Linked DNA regions of Homo sapiens: region 2 is linked to region 1. The links are chromatin loops, found by intact Hi-C in ENCODE. Cell type or tissue: ascending aorta. All regions are shown on one strand.

The links. A loop is a pair of places that touch in the nucleus more often than their neighbours do. Peaks named below come from ENCODE experiments on the same cell type or tissue, not always from the same donor. Only the 100,000 strongest peaks of a DNase experiment are listed, where the experiment ranks them.
Region 2: a loop joins it to region 1, with 2.8 times the contacts of the local background. A loop is called at or near these places in 1 of 110 quality-filtered maps.

What each region holds. Positions count from the first base shown.
Region 1 is chr6:157,145,735-157,150,734 of GRCh38, forward strand. It overlaps ARID1B (AT-rich interaction domain 1B), which reads left to right. Exons shown (of 20, transcript NM_001374828.1): 8 at 2,890-3,217. Among named protein-coding and RNA genes, the nearest start is that of TMEM242, 180 kb to the right of the region's middle. RefSeq lists enhancers at 1-843, 4,572-5,000. In ascending aorta, no CTCF peak of the experiment used is centred here; DNase peaks (open chromatin) are centred at 48, 2,747, 3,107 and 3,417; H3K4me3 peaks cover 1,018 bases; H3K27ac peaks cover 4,147 bases.
Region 2 is chr6:157,218,805-157,223,804 of GRCh38, forward strand. It overlaps LOC124901445 (a long non-coding RNA gene), which reads right to left and starts at 2,543. Exons shown (of 2, transcript XR_007059830.1): 1 at 2,463-2,543; 2 at 1,349-1,679. In ascending aorta, CTCF peaks have their summits at 2,554 and 2,763; DNase peaks (open chromatin) are centred at 117, 657, 2,607, 3,787 and 1 weaker place; H3K4me3 peaks cover 1,518 bases; H3K27ac peaks cover 4,796 bases.

The DNA.
Region 1 (5,000 bases):
TCCAGGATGCCTGGGCTCAGACCTTAGTCCTCCAGTTGTGAGCCACGTGACCATGGGACATTTGTTGTTATTCACAGCCCCGTGCCTTAGGCTCCTCGTCTTCAGCATGAGGATTATAATAATGTGTACCTCCTAGGCTTGATCTGGGGATTAAGTGAGTTAACACAAAGAACTTGGAACTGAGCTTAGCACATAGTAAATGTTAAGTGTTTGCTTTTATTGCAGTTATTAATCCAATCCTACCTCTGCTGGAAATCCTTGAGAAGCTCCTCCTTATGGACAGGATAAATCTCAAACTTAGAAGCCTGGTACACAAGGCCCTGCCAGACCCAGCCTCTCCCCTCTATCCCCCCGTCAGCCACACACAGCGCCCCAGTGGCTGTCCCAAGTCAGTCTGCCCTTGCCATTAAGCCGGTGTCCCCAGCCTCTCAGCCATAAGTGCCCTTTCCCCTCTTCTGCCACAGTCCCCAGCCAACAATGAAACCCCCATCAAGTGGCACCAACAATTTTGATACTTTACATCCATTATATGGTTTAATCCTGAGAACACCTCTTCATGTGGACAGTGTTAGGATTATCTGTTTTACAGAGAAGAGAATGAAACAAGAAAAGATGCAAGCAACTCCCCTAAGGTCCTACAGGCAGGCAGTGCAGAGGCTCACCCAGCTGCAGGCTCTCCCAGCCCCTGAAGCCAGCTCCTGAGGGTTCAGCTCCAGAAGTGCTCATTCAGAGGACTCTCCACCAACCCCCACCAAGGGGACCCTCAAGCCCTCAGCCCCCATCAGACTCACTCTCCCTTCTCTCTTGCACTTTTCACATTGCATGCTTTGTTTTGCTTTTATCCTTTTTCTTGTTTTCACCCTTGCTGCTTTACTGCACACACACACACATGCATACCCATACGTGCACGTGCATGCACACACACACACATACCCATGTAGATGTGAGCTTCTCGAGTGCAAGAACTGGATTGTATTTAGCTTTACGTCACCTGTGCCTAGAACAGCTTCTGGAATGTAGTAAGTGTATAGTTATGTTACATGGATGGAGAAAGGCTTCCAAAAAATAGTAAGGACTGATTGGGAAACACTAATCCATATTCCACACACACTTGTCTTTCGCATTTATGTAATTTCAACATTCAGTTATCAGGAGGCAGCACATTTTATTGGTCAAATACATGGGTCCCCGAGCCAGTTTGCTTGAGCTTCAGTACTAATCTTCTAGCTCTTGATTTTTCTCATTTGTAAATGGAGTCCTGGGGTATCTATATTTCATGTGGTTATTGGAAGAAATGAATGAATTCATTGGTGCAAAGCACTTAACCAAGTGCCCAGCACACACTGTGGTTCAGCAGCTGTTATGATTGAAGTAGTATCATGTGTACCTTTGATTTACTTGAATCTATCTACACACAATCAAAAGGTGTGAAAGGAAAGGGAAAACAACTGCCATCCCTCACCCCCGCCTCCGGCCCTGCCCTCCGTCCCTCACCTCCGACCCTGCCGTCCGTCCCCCACCCCAGCCTCCGACCCTGCCCGCCAGCCCTCACCCCCGCCTCCGACCCTGCCCTCCGTCCCTCACCTCCGCCTCCGACCCTGACCTCCGTCCCTCACCCCCGCCTCCGGCCCTGCCCGCCAGCCCTCACCCCCGCCTCCGACCCTGCCATCCGTCCCTCACCTCCGCCTCCGACCCTGACCTCCGTCCCTCACCCCCGCCTCCGGCCCTGACCTCCGTCCCTCACCTCCGCCTCCGACCCTGACCTCCGTCCCTCACCCCCGCCTCCGGCCCTGACCTCCGTCCCTCACCTCCGCCTCCGACCCTGCCCTCCGTCCCTCACCTCCGCCTCCGGCCCTGCCCGCCGTCCCCCACCCCCGCCTCCGACCCTGCCCTCCGTCCCCCACCCCAGCCTCCGACCCTGCCCGCCAGCCCTCACCCCCGCCTCCGACCCTGCCCTCCGTCCCTCACCCCCGCCTCCGACCCTGCCCTCCGTCCCTCACCTCCGCCTCCGACCCTGCCCTCCGTCCCTCACCTCCGCCTCCGGCCCTGCCCTCCGTCCCTCACCTCCGCCTCCGGCCCTGCCCGCCGTCCCCCACCCCCGCCTCCGGCCCTGCCCGCCAGCCCTCACCCCCTTCTCCGACCCTGCCCTCCGTCCCTCACCTCCGCCTCCGACCCTGCCCGCCCGCCCTCACCCTCGCCTTTGACCCTGCCCGCCAGCTCTCCTGCTGCCGTGTGCCGTGCTTGTGCTGGGACAGTTTTCCGAGATGTGGCAGCCAGCACAAACCAGCTGCTCGATCTGGTACTCAAGCAAAAAAAGAAAGAAAGAAAGAAAAATATTATTCCCAACTTAGAGGAAAACTGGGGCTCATGTCAGGTTCCCGCGTGACACCTTCCTGTGGGGTTTTAAAGGATGATTTTGACCATATGTGCATGTCGTCTTACACGTTGTCTTTTTGAGCCCTTTCACATGACTGTTGAAGGTAGCAGTGATCTAGTGGTGTGATCTCAAGAGTGGTGCTCACCATTTTGGTTAAAATATAAGAATATGTGGTGTTGAATGGATTGAGGCAGCACTCGGTGTCCCTTGCCTATTCATAGGGTTTGTTTTTTGTTTTTTTGTTTGTTTCTTTTTATGACCAGCCTGAATTTCTCTTCATCAGTGCAGTGGTCCTCTGGGGCTGTCTGTATTTGAGTCACTCTCTGAGGGCCTGGGAGTGTGCAGAGAGAGCATGTTTGAGACTGGCAGCTGCACCAGCAGCAACAGGAAGGGCCTATAACGGTCATGACTAATACTCCGTGCTGATCGCATTGTTGGACAAAAAGTATTTCCAGTGAATGTTGTCACAAGTTTAAATAAAAGGCTTTACTTTGTGTTTGCTTTTTGTTTAGGTAACTACTCCAGACCCCCAGCGTATAGTGGGGTGCCCAGTGCAAGCTACAGCGGCCCAGGGCCCGGTATGGGTATCAGTGCCAACAACCAGATGCATGGACAAGGGCCAAGCCAGCCATGTGGTGCTGTGCCCCTGGGACGAATGCCATCAGCTGGGATGCAGAACAGACCATTTCCTGGAAATATGAGCAGCATGACCCCCAGTTCTCCTGGCATGTCTCAGCAGGGAGGGCCAGGAATGGGGCCGCCAATGCCAACTGTGAACCGTAAGGCACAGGAGGCAGCCGCAGCAGTGATGCAGGCTGCTGCGAACTCAGCACAAAGCAGGTACGCCACCCAGGAGCACGCCCCGGGCAGGTACGCTGTGTGTCTACCCGTGACCACGTGACTGCGCACATAGCTGCATTGTTCCCTGGGGTCACACAGAGCAGTAGAATGTCACTGTGCTTGGCCGTTCTTTTTGTGTTAAATATATTCTGTAGCATCGAGGTCAGAGAACTAAGTGACAAACCATGTTTTATGATACATGAGGAAGGAATGTGAGCGGTGAGCACATCAGTCGTGGGAGGTGATTTGAAATGCCTGTGAATAGTCATTGCAGCAGCAAACCAGATCTGGTTGCACAGGGAAGTGTCTGCGTGGTACCAATTGAAGCAGTGACTTTTAAGCAGGAAATACGCTTAGGAACGATTTAAAATCTAAAACATTCAAAAGGAACACACTCCCCACCTTTTTTTCACCCTACCACAAGAATCTTCCTAAAATACAAACTTCGTATGTATACATACGTGTATTGTGTGTTTGTCTAAATGTATATGTGTGAGATTTATATACTTGACATTCTTATGTTATATTTTATTTTTCCAGGCATATCTATCTGTCCAAACCAAAATGTGGTTTAAAAAGCAAATATAATATTTTAGAAAGTTTGAGTTGATAAAAGGCTTTAGCTACAATTACTTACTCATTTTTAATCCCGACTTAAAAATTAATTTTGAAGTAAATACTTGACCTGGATAAAAATAACATAATTAAAAATTTATAAGGCAAAGGTGAATATGTTTTAAAAGCACATGTAAATATGTTTTAAAGCAACATACTTTGAAAGATGTGTATCTTAATGATATCTTCAGAAGCAAAGTAGAAGATTCCGATTTTTGTCAAAGGGAAGCAAAAGCTAAGGTGTGTGTGCGTGTGTGCATGTGTGTGCGTGTGTTTTTAAATGTGTCTTTTGTTACTTTTCCTCTGAAGCTGCTATCTGGGGAATGTGGGACCCCTCCAGTCTTATTGTTTTTTCCAAATAATAATAAATTTCCCTTGAGGAAATAAAATGAAAATCAATCATTATCTTTCTTTCTGTCTCCACATTACAATTACTTAAAATCTTCTGAACTCCAGCAGTCTAGCCCTCTGCCGAACCTACACAGGCTTTAGGGAATATTTTTGTAAACCTGTCTGTGAAAACTGGTTTGGCTGTTGAAATTGAAGTTCTAATTCAAGTTTAAATGAATTGTCCATTGTTGCAACTCATAAAGCGCAAGTTATTTTCTTTTTTTAAGTAGAAAGTATTTGATTGCATTTGGCACGCAGCCTTTGGAGGGACCTCAGAAGATAGCCACAGAGAGCCAGGCCTGATTTTGTGTGGTTACAAAGCTACGCGTGCCCCCTCTCTGAGTCAGTGTTTATGTCATCCTGTAGCAATCAATATATAAATACACATCCATGCATTGCCATTTTCCGTTTCTAATGCGTAGACCATTCCAAAGCCTTGCCTTCAACTTACTGCCCATTTTAGCTCACCAGGAGTTTAAATGGGGGCTGTATATCTTCTTGTTTGCTTTTACCAAAGTCAAAGCTATACTTTAAAATGGTAAATGGAGATTAGAATTGAGAATATTACTTTTCTCTGCCTGTCCCCACCCTTTCGTTGGAGGCATTTTCTGTACCCCCCACCCCTCAGGCAGCGGCAGGATGCAGGGTATTCAACTTGCCTCCATGGTCTGTAAGCCCCGCACCTATGTGTGGGGGTGACAGATATACAGGGCTCATGCTTGTGCATCAGAACAAATCCCAAGAAGCTGTTCTTCTGTTCCACTTTAGGCCACCATAC
Region 2 (5,000 bases), 73 kb after region 1:
GCTCCAAGGTGGCTGTGTCCTGGCCTGCCCAGACCGAGGGCCCCGGGATTCTGGAGGCGCAGATTGGATCCCAGGATGCATGACTAGTGACTCCTAAGGTGGGAACCCCTGGGTGAGCGAGGAGTGGGAGGCCGGTGCACATCCACCTTCTGTCCCGGCCTCCTCTTCCGCCGGTCCTGTATTTCTCTCGAAGTCTCATCCCGGCCATCAGAGCCTCAAGACTTCTCAAGCTCCTGGCACATTCTGAGGTAAGCACCTAGGTTGATGGTGGCCTTCTCTCCACACACAGCACAGCCACGCTGGGGAGTGGGGGCCGGTGAATGGCCTGGGGACAGGCCACAAGCAGGCCTAGGTGGGGGTGCCCTGGCCTGCTGTCCCCTCCACCCCTGTCCTGGGAGCCTGTCTGCACCAGCACAGAAAGAATATCACGGCTGTCACCCACAGGGCCTAGCAGCCGGGTTTTTCTCACCAAGAGCTCGTGTGGAGAGGGACGCAACATGTTTCCCTTTTATGAGGCTGCTCCCTGTCCCCAAAGGTGGGGCTGACGGGTGTTCCTGGGAAATGAGAGCCTGCCCTGCCCTTTCCCCGGGGCTCCCTCGTCCATGCTCAGCCTCCCAGAAGCCCCTCCTGCTGAGTTGCCCACAGCCCTCCCTGCCGGCCTGGCCTCTCCTTGCAGCTCTTCCTCTTCTCATGAAGGTGTGTGGAGGTTGGGGTTTGCGCTCTCTCTTCCTTGATTAACCTTGCCAGAGGCTTGTCTGTTGCAGAGAACCCGCTCTCAGTGTCATTGATACCACTCGCTCTGAGTCATGAATTTCTCAGCTTACCCTTTCTTCTCCTTCCCTCTAGTTTAGTTTGTTCTTTACTATCCTGCTTCTTAATTACAACATTTATTTTCATTTCTGTTGAATTTTGTAAAACACATTCCAGTTATCAGTTTTCCCCAGGGAACAGTGGCTCACGTCTGTAATCTCAGCTCTTTGGGAGGCTGAGGCAGGAGGATCACTTGAGCCCAGGAATTCCAGAACAGCCTGAGCAATATAGTGAGACCCCCATCTTCACAAATAATTTAAAACTTAGCTGAGCATGGCGGCGTGTGCCTGTAGTTCCAGCTGCTCAGGAGGATGGGACGGGAGGATCGCTTAAGCCCAAGCAGTGGAAGCTGCAGTGAGCAGTGATGGCACCGTTGCACTCCAACCTGGGTGACCGAGTGAGACCCTGTCTCAAAAACAAGACAAAAAAAATACCAGTTTTCTTCTCAGAACATTCCTATGCCATGACTGTTGTTTTATAAAAACCCACAATGGCTGTGTTCTTTTCCTCTCCTACTCATGATTTTTTTTGGAGGCTCTTTTAGTTTGAAATAGGTTTTATTTTTCCCTGTTTTTCCTTGTACTATTGAATTTTAGTTTTATTGCATTATTATCACAACATGGCTTATATAATTTCTATATTTGATCACTTTTCATCTCTTATTTCTTCCATCATTACTTCTCTGCTCACGCTTGCCTTCTGGAATCTCCAGGAATACCCAACAGATATTTTGCGTTCTTGCCTTTTTCTTGTCTTGTTATTTATTATTTTCGCCTCTTTATCTTTTCTTCTGGGTGCTCAGAGAATTTCTAGAGTCATTAGTTTAGCTATCTGTTATATCCAATATGCTGTTCATGGCTTCTGTTGAGCTGAAAAACCAATGAGTAATTAATGTTTTACTTCTAAAAACAATATTTTTTATTTATATATTTGTGCATATCTTGGTATAAAACAATATTTTAAAGTCTCAAATTGTTCTCTTCTACTTTTAGAGACAGGGTCTCTCTCTGTCACTCAGGCTGTAGTGCAGTGGGGTGTGGGTATTGGGTGGGCACAGTCATGGCTCACTGCAGCCTCAAACTCCTTCCTGGGCTCAAGCCATCCTCCTGCCTCAGTCTCCCAAAGTGCTGAGATTACAGGCTTGAGCCACTGCACCTGGCCCGGTTCCTTTTTCACAGAAGCAATTTTCTCCCAAGTTTCCTTTAGAATAGAGTTTTCTTCTGTTTCTTGGAGAACATCAATTTCACAGGAAAATAGTTGCTGGAATTCCTCACATAAGCCCCCTTATTTTACATTTCTGGATCTTTTATACGTTCAATTATTTTTCTCCATAATCTATTGGATTTGAGATGGATTTTTTTGGAAATTGTGTTGAAATATTTCAGTCTCACACAAAGGAGTAAAGAGAAACTGAAGGGACCCCGCACCTCCAGAGTCCCTTCGGTTTGCCCCCTTCCCGCCCCTGGCCGGCTCCTGGCCACAAGTGGCTGCACCTCCACAGCCTGAGGTAGGACACGACGTCCCCGCTCTTCTGTTTCTTTTGGAATTTGCTGGAGCTTTTGTCACCTAGAACATGGCCAGGTTTTTATTATGAAAAAATACATCTAATACCTTTTTTAAAACATTTTATTTTGCAATGATTGTAGACTCACAGTAAGTTGCAAAAATAGCACGGAGGTGCCCCATGTGCCGTTCCCGGTTTCTCCGGTTTCTCCGGTTTCTCCGGTGCTGTGTGCGAACCAGAGGGCGGTGTGGCGACCAGGAAGCGGGGCCAGCATAGTGCGCGTGCGCAGAAACAGCCCCGCGGCGCCGGCAGCCGTTCTCCCTTTCCTAGACGGCAGGGGCCGATTCAGCCTGGGCGGGCGTGCTGCCCTCGTGTTGCTGCCATCACGGGGACTCTGAAGATGACTCCTCCATGACTAGACAATGAGAGTTTATACCAGGGCCCCTGGTTCTCTGTCCTCACAGGCCTCTCCCTGCTCACTTCACCACACACTCACACGTGCACACTCAGACACACGTACACGCGCGCGCACACACACACATACACACTTTCACACACACAGGTGCGTGCACACACATATACACTTACAGCCATGCACACACACGTACACACACTCATACACACGCTCAGTCACACATACTTCCACACAGTCATGCACACACACGTACACATACACTTAAGCTCAGTCACAGTCACGCACACTCTCGCATTCATGTGCACACACGTGCACATACGTACACATACACACACGCTGGGCCAGGGCTTGTCCCTGGAGCCAGGCGCCCGCAGTCCCCCCAGCCCTGGGAGCCCGGGCATCCTCACTGCCTCCCTGCTGCCTGCAGTCTCAGGTCCCCAGGGCTGTGCTCAAGGGTGGCCTCTGTCCTCTGCCGGTCTTAGCCCCAGCAGCCCTGTGGGTCTCTTCCTGGGAGGCCTCCTGCCCCGTGTTGCATGGTTGCATGGTGTGGGGATGTAGGTGTGTGGGTTTTGGAGGGTGTGGGCCCTGCAAGCTCAGTGGAGTACAGCGAAAGTTCCGGAGACTTTTCCCTCTAGATAGGGGGACCAACTGGTCCCAGCTTTCCTGGGACTTCCCTCGTTTTGGCCCTGAAAGTCCCACATCCCTGGAAGTCCTGGGTCACCCTCCCCTTGCCCTCCTAGGACCCTCTGGCCTCGTTCCTGAGTCAAGGAAGGGCCGCCCTGCGGGTGTCCCCAGCCAAGGGCTCTGCTGCAATGCGTCCACCCCCTCTGTGGCTAGAGGAATCTGTTGGCGTCCCACTGGTGATTGGTGATGTCCCCTCACTCCCAGCCCTGTGGCCCCAACCTGGGCTGCCCAGGCTCTCCTGCCTGCCGTCCACCTCTCCCGCTGCCAAACGTGCTCTTCCCTGCCTTTCCACGTTCTCATCACAGTCGCACACTCTTTTGCCGGTTGGCAGGGCTGGAGAGAGTGGGCTGGAGTCACTCTGACCTGGCCTCTTGGGTCACTGTCCTCATCTCAGGCAGGGTTGTCCCAGCGGCTCTCACATGACTCTATGGCTTTGCCCACCTTAGAGAGTGGTTCACACGGTGGTTGCCCCCACCTGGCCCTGGCCTGGTTCCTCTTGTCGTTTCTTCAAGATGAGCCTCCTCCCAGCCCTCCTGGGTGGCTCCTGCCATGTGGGGCCCAGTTCTCTTGCTCCTTTTCCTCAATAGAGAAAACAGTCAGAAGCCGTGTTCTGTGTATATGGCATAGGTCACATCCCTTGTCCACCCAGACCCCAGCTGTGAGGGCAGGGCCTTTGCCCAGCTCGGAGCTGGGGTGGGGCTGGGCCCCTGGAAGGCAAAGCACATAGCAGTGGGAAGGTGAAGACCCTCCAGGAAAACAGCTGCCCGCGCTTGTGGGTGTGTTTTCTCCTTAGCTTACTGGGCATCGATTGATTTTACTGTTAAGGAGAGAAGGCAGTGTTTCCCCTTTCCTCAGTGACATTGTGGGGCCATTTATGAGCTGTGGTTTTCCTGCCTGCCTTTTTGGGAGGGAGTGGCTCTGTCTGCCCCAGTGCAAGGCAGCTTGGGGAACACAGATGAGTCGCCAGGGAGGACTCCTTGAAGGGCAGTGGTGAGGCAGGAGGACCGCCCAGGGGCCCTCCAGGTGACGAGCAGCTCCTGATTGGTCTGAGGAGGCCCCTATGCATCGCTCTCTGGTCCGTGGAGCGAAGCGACAGCTGCAACCTTTGTGCAGAAAACACAGAGAATCCCGCTGGTGTCACAGGGCCGGGGATCTTTAGTACTCATGGGCACCGAAACAGCCCAAATGCCCTGGGGGCAGGCAAACCCCCAGAGCTGATTTGGAAGGAGGTCTCCCCCAGTACCAGAGGAAAGCGCTGGGCACCCCCCCCCCGCGTGGTGGCAGTGGACTGTGACTGCTGGTGCCCCTCCGTGTCACTCCCTCTGGTCCCCCGCAAGCTCTTGGCACTCATGTCCAGGAGGCTCCCATTGCTCAGCGGATGTTGAGGGAGCACTTTGTACTAAAAGCGTGCTGGGGCAAAACGACTTCTTGATCTCTTCATGTTTTAGGCAGCTCCTCCCGTTATGGGCCCCAAGAGCGCTGCTACCTCCCAAGGGAACACAGAGAAGGTGGCTGGCGTCTGTCCTGCGCAGCGAACGGTGGTCCGGGGATGCTCCTGGACGGGGTGGAGCAGATGGATGACAGAGA